2 separate regions of the Homo sapiens genome follow, and region 2 is linked to region 1. A link is a contact called in ENCODE POLR2A ChIA-PET data. All regions are on one chromosome and are shown on one strand. Each heading gives the region's core, a stretch centred on a gene start or an enhancer-like site at or near the end of the contact. The rest is flanking DNA. Distances are from core to core; before and after follow the strand shown.

Region 1 (3,072 bases), core at 156-2,655:
AGGCTGAGGCAGGAGAATGGCTTGAACCCGGGAGGTGGAGCTTGCAGTGAGCCAAGATTGCGCCACTGCACTCCAACCTGGGCGAGAGAGCAAGACTCCATCTCAAAAAAAAAAAAATATATATATATATACAAAAATTAGCTGGGTGTGGTGGTGTGCACCTGTAATCCCAGCTACTTGGGAGGCTGAGGCACGAGAACTGCTTGAACCCGTAAGGCTAAGGTTGCAGTGAGCCGAGATTGCACCACTTGCACTCCAGCCTGGCGACAGAGCAAGACTCTATCTCAAAAAAAAAAAAAAAAAAAAAAAAAGACGTGATAAAATGCCCTATGGAGGAAACAAGGACACTGACTCCCTTCCTGTGCACACTGGCAGCTCTTTCAGTCCCTTGCTCTCTGGACTTTTACACAAGCTGTTCCCTCCATCTGCAGCATCCTTCTCTCCTGTCTTCACTACTTAACTCCTGTTTATCCTTCAGATCTTAGCTCAAGTCTCTTCTGCTGGGAAGACTTCCCTGATGAGGTCACATTCTCCAGTTACAGTCACAGCATTGACTTTCCACATGTCACATTTGCAACCTCACACGTATTTGTGATTATTTACTATGTCTCTCCCACTATGCAATAAGCTTCACAGAGACCGTTTTATTATGCGCCCTATCTCCAATACCTAACACAATGCACAAAGTCAGGGCTCCACAAATTCTCTGTGGAATGAATAAAGGGCCAGGAAGGGGTTTGCACTTAAGCTGAAACCTGAAGAATTAGAGACCAAGCAGAGGGTAGAGTAGGTACGAGGGCGGAACAAGGAAGGCCACTGAGCCGACGCGTGGGGAAGGAGGGGGAGCGCGGTAGGACGTGCAGGTGGGGACGTGGGGAGGAGTGGGGCTTTGTTTTGTTTTTTTGTTTTTGCTTTTTGAGACGGAATCTCGTTGTGTCACCTAGGCTGGAGAGCAGTGGCGTGATCTCGGCTCACTGCAACCTCCGCCTCCCCGGTTCAAGCGAGTCCCCTGTCTCAGCCTCCCGAGTAGCTGGGATTACAGGCGCCCACCACCACCACCACCACGCCCGGCTAATTTTTGTATTTTTAGTAGAGACTGGGTTTCACCATGTTGGCCAGGCTGGTCTCGAACTCCTGACCTCAAGTCCATCTGCCCATCTCGGCCTCCCAAAGTGCTGGGATTGCAGAAATGAGGCCCCGCGCCCGGCCTGGGGGTTTTGTTACACGGAGCTCTGAGCCGTGCAGGTTCTGTTCCAAGCCAGGGGGAGACCGTCACCTCTGGCCTCTGCCCCGTTCCAGAGGCGGCGTCCCGGGAGCTGGAGAGCAAGTGCCGCGCGCTGGAGTCGCAGCTGGAGGCGCGTGCTGCGGCCAACGCGGAGCTGCGGCGGGAGGTGGCGCAGCGCGAGGCGCTGGTGTCCGCGCTGCGCTGCAGCCTGCGCACCGAGGAGCGCCGCTTCCTGGAGGAGCTGCGCCGCCGCAGCCACCGCGCCACCGTGCTGGGCACCGAGCTGCAGAAGCACACCGAGGCGGCCGCCTACCTCTCCTGCCAGCTGCACGCGGCGCGCCAGAGACTGCAGGCCCCGCGCCCGGGCCCCGGCGCCACCGCCGAGCCCAGGCCACGCCGCCGCGCACTGCGAGCCCGCCGCCCGCCTGCTGCCCACGAGGCCGCCGCCAAGGGCCCCGGCCGGGACTGGGCCGCCTGGGACCGCGGGGCCGGCGCCCTCGACGACGCCGACCCCATGCCCGACCCCGCGCTCTTCCTCTATGCACGCAGGCCGCTGCGGCCCAGCGCCCGCAGCCCGCGCCAGCCGCCTCCCCAGGAGCCCCCGGACCGAGCCGGCCCGCAGCCCGCGCCCAGCCAGCCCAGCGCGCCCGGGGACCCGGAGTAGGCGCCAGGCTGGCCGGGGTGACGCGGGACGGACGGGGAGGGCCGGCCAGGGACGCAGCTCGGTCCCCGCAGGCAGGTCCCGGGTCGGAGGGCAGCCGCCCCTCCTCCAGGAAGCGGGGCGAGGCGGCCCCGGCTCCCCCCAAATCCCCGAACCGCCAGCCTTTTGTACTTCCCGACGTTTCCAAAGCTTCGAGCCCTCTCCTCGCGCGAGAGTTCCTCCGCGGGGCCGAGCGGGGGCACCTTCTCTACCGAGAGGACTCGCCGTCCCGATCCTGGCCTGGTCCCACCTGCCTGTGAGACAGGAGGGGCGGGGGCCACGCCCTTCCCCGGGAAAGCCGACAATCCTTGGTGGGGTGGGGAGGGCTGGGCTCGCCTACGGAAAGGGACGCAGAGTGGCATTGGCGCCCCAGGCCCTCTAGCTCCCCACCCCCCGCCTCCCCCACCCCCGCGCCGACGCCCTTCCCGCCAAGCCTTCTTCCTCCCCAGGAGAGGCCCAGGCTAGGGGCTGGTCCTTCTACCCCCACCCTGACCCTGCCGATAGGTCCTTGCAGGTGAGCACGGAACACTTTAGAAGACACGTCCTCCCAGAGCCCCTGGTGGGAAAAGTGCGCCTGATGGAAGCCTAACTTCCATGGGCCCTGGGAGAGGATTACAGAACCGCCTGGTTGGCCGGACTTGGTCTAGAGCCGTCTCCAGCTCAGCTCTTCCCGAGTCGCCACCCCGCTGGGTATGCAGGGACTGGGAGCTCTGCTGGGGAAGGGAGGTGACAGGCCTGCTGCTGGCCAGGCTTCTGGAAGGCAGGAGCTGTCTTCCTTCTCAGGAGGCAGCCCCAGGCGTTTTCCTGGTCCTGTTTATTGGTGCTAATGTTGCTCGGCTTCCTAATCAGCTGGCTGCACCCAGAGACAAGAAGAAGAGAGCCTTGGCTGGGCGCGGTGGCTCACTCCTGTAATCCCAGCACTTTGGGAGGCCGAGGTGGGCGGATCACCTGAGGTCAGGAGTTCGAGACCAGCCTGGCCAACGTGGTGAAACCCCGTCTCTACTAAAAAATACAAAAATTAGCCGGGCGTGGTGGTGCACGCCTGTAATCCCAGCTACTCCGGAGGCTGAGGCAGGAGAATCGCTTGAACCTGGGAGGCAGAGGTTGCAGTGAGCCAAGATCGCGCCACTGCACTCCAGCCTGGGCA
Region 2 (3,060 bases), core at 368-2,867, 440 kb before region 1:
AAAGTCCCACACTCACTGCATTCTCTCTCCCCCAAGCACTCAGTCTCTCTCTGCACCATGTAGCCACTGCTGGGGGATGGGAGAAGGGCGACGTCTGTAATTCCAGACTGTCTTTCCTACACTTTTCAGTGCCTCTTTCAGCAATACGAAGTTCAAAACAGGTGCTGTGATTGCTTGCCTGATTTTGGATCTCATGAAGGTGGTTTTTGTGTGTAGATAGTTGTAAATTTGGTGTTCTTACAAGGAGGATGATCAGTGTAGGTTTCTATTGAGCCATCTTCCTCTGCATCCTCTATAGCTATTTTGTTGAGAGTTTTTATCAAGAAAGAATGTTCAATTTTGTTAAATGTTTTTTTCTACTTCTGTTGAGACACTTGTGTCTCTGTGATCATTTATTTCTTTCATTTTAAAATTCATTCTGTTAACACATTTTTATTTTGTTCTCTTAATGTGGTGTATCACATTGATTGATTTGCATCTGTCAATCATTCTTGTACCCTAGGGATACATCCCACTGGATTGTGGTGTATGGGCCATTAAATTGGGTTTGCTAGTATTTCTTCAGGGATTTTGTATCTATGTTCATCAGGGATATTGGCATGTAGCAGCGGTTCCTGCTTTGTCTCCAGAGATGGGGGTGCAATTGCTTGGGCTCTGCCCGGCTGTGTCAGGTGGAGTCAGCATTGGCAAAGACTGTGGAGGTCCTCAGTGGGGAAAGGTGTCCAAAGTGGAGAGAGGTCCTGAAGGATCTCCTACTCTTCTTTTCCCCTCATGAGGGGAAGTTGCTGCTGGCAGGATCCCTCTTGGCACCTGCTTTTCCAGCCTGGGGGATGGAATAATGCCAGAAAAATGTTCATATACAGGTATGCCTCATTTTATTGTATGAAGATATTTCAAATTTACAAATTGAAGGTTTATGGCAACCCTGCCTTGAGCAAGTCTATTGGTGCCATTTTTCCAACAACATGTGCTCACTTCAGGTCTCTGTGTCAAATTAATTCTCTCAATATTTAAAACTTTTTTGTTATTATATCTGTTATGGTGATTTATGATCATTTACCTTAGATGTTACCCTTGTAATTGGTTTTTGGCTCCACGAACTGCACCCATGTAAGATGGTGAACTTAACTGATAAATGTTGTATGTGTTCTGACTGCCCCACCAACCAGCAATTCCATTGCCTCTGTCCCTCTCCTTGGGTCTCTCTATTCCCTGAGACACAACAATATTGAAATTAGGTCAGTCAATAACCCTACAATGGCCTTTAAGTGTTGAAGTGAAGGAAGAGTTGCATGCCTTTCACTTTATTTTATTATTATTTTTGAGACAGGGTCTCACTATATTGCCCAGGCTGGTCTCAAACTCTTGAGCTTGAGAAACCCTCTTGCCTCAGCCTCACAAATAGCTGGGATTACAGGTGTGCACCACTGTACCCACCTTTCTCACTTTAAACCAAAATCGAGAGATTATTAAGCTTAGTGAGGAAGGCGTGTCTAAAGCAGGGATAGACTGGAAGCTAAGCCTTGCGTCAAACAGCCAAGTTGTGAATGCAAAGAAAAGGTTCTTGAAGAAAGTGAAAGTGCTACCCCAGTGAACTTATGAAAGATAAGGAAGTGAAACCGTCTTATTACTGACGTGGAGAGGGGTTGAGTGGTCTGGATAAGATCAAACCAGCCAAAACATTCCCTTTAGCCAAAGCCTAATCCAGAGCAATACCCTGACTCTCTTCAATTCTATGAAAACTGAGAGAGGGGAGGAAGCTACACAAGAAAAGTTGGAAGCTAGCAGAGGTTGATTCATAAGGTTTAAGAAAATAAGCCATCTCCGATATGGTGAAACCCTGTCTCTACTAAAAATACAGAAATTAGCTGGGTGTGGTGGCGGATGCCTGTAGTCCCAGCTACTTGGGAGGCTGAGACATGAGAATCGCTTGAACCTGGGAGGCAGAGGCTGCAGTGAGCCGAGATTGTGCCACTGCACTCCAGCCTGGGTGACAGAGCAAGACTCCATCAGAAAGAGAAAGAGAGAAATAGAGGAAGGAAGGGAAAGAGAGAGAGAGAGGAGGGAAAAGGAAGGGACCATCTCCGTAACACAAGTGTGAGAAGATGCCATCTAGAACTTTTTGAGCGAGAGAGGAGAAATCAAGACCTGGCTTCACAGGTTCAAAGAACAGACTGACTCTTGTTAGGATCGAATGCAGCTGGTTACTTGAAGTTAAAGCTAATGCTCTTTTACCATTTCAAAAATCCTACAGCCCTTAACGATTATACTAAATGTATTCTGCCTGTGCTCTATCAGTGGAATAACAAAATTCTGGATGACTGCACATCTGTTTACAGCATGGTTTACCGAATATTGTAAGCCACTGTTGAGACCTGCTGCTCAGAAAAAAAAGATTCCTTTCAAAATATCACTGCTCATTGACAATGCACCTGTTCACTCAAGGACTCTGATGGAGACACACAAGGAGATTAATGTTGTTTTCAAACACAACGTCCATTCTGCAGCTCGTAGATCGGGGAGTCATGTCTCCTTTTTTTTTTTTTTTTAAGTCTCAGGAGCTCTCTCCACTTTGGACACCTTTCCCCACTGAGGACCTCCACAGTCTTTGCCAATGCTGACTCCACCTGACAGAGCGGGGCAGAACCCAAGCAATTGTACCCCCTTTGAAGCAAGAGTTTCACTCTTGTTGCCCAGGCTGGAGTGCAATGGTGTGATCTCAGCTCACCACAACCTCCGCCTCCTGGGGTCAAGTGATTCTTCTGCCTCAGCCTCCCTAGTAGCTGGGACCACAGGCATGCAACACCACACCCGGCTAACTTTGCATTTTCAGTGGAGATGGGGGTCTCTCCAAGTTGGTCAGGCTGGTCTCGAACTCCCGACCTCAGGTGATCTGCCTGCCTCGGCCTCCCAAAGTGCTGGGATTACAGGCACAAACCACCGCACCTGGCCAAGTCATGTCTATTTTCAAGTCTATTATATAAGAAACACGTTTTGTAAGGCTGTGGCTGCCATAGACAGTGATTCCACTGATGTACCTGGGCAAAGTAAACTGAAAAC

The links. ChIA-PET counts read pairs that join two places held with the same protein, here RNA polymerase II (POLR2A).
Region 2: POLR2A ChIA-PET joins it to region 1 with 15 read pairs in WTC11. The contact joins two enhancer-like sites. POLR2A ChIA-PET finds 5 or more read pairs at or near these places in 2 of 52 experiments (CD4-positive, alpha-beta T cell and WTC11).

What each region holds. Positions count from the first base shown.
Region 1 is chr17:2,723,228-2,726,299 of GRCh38, reverse strand. CCDC92B (coiled-coil domain containing 92B) reads left to right here. Exons shown (of 4, transcript NM_001355573.2): 4 at 1,300-3,072. The coding sequence ends at 1,889. Among named protein-coding and RNA genes, the nearest start is that of CLUH, 13 kb to the right of the region's middle. Within about 2 kb of position 1,405, at least 12 of the 41 ENCODE cell types and tissues checked have a DNase peak (open chromatin) inside an H3K27ac peak, as active enhancers do.
Region 2 is chr17:3,166,313-3,169,372 of GRCh38, reverse strand. All of the region lies in intron 1 of LOC100288728 (a long non-coding RNA gene), which reads left to right. Among named protein-coding and RNA genes, the nearest start is that of OR1A2, 30 kb to the left of the region's middle. Within about 2 kb of position 1,617, at least 2 of the 41 ENCODE cell types and tissues checked have a DNase peak (open chromatin) inside an H3K27ac peak, as active enhancers do.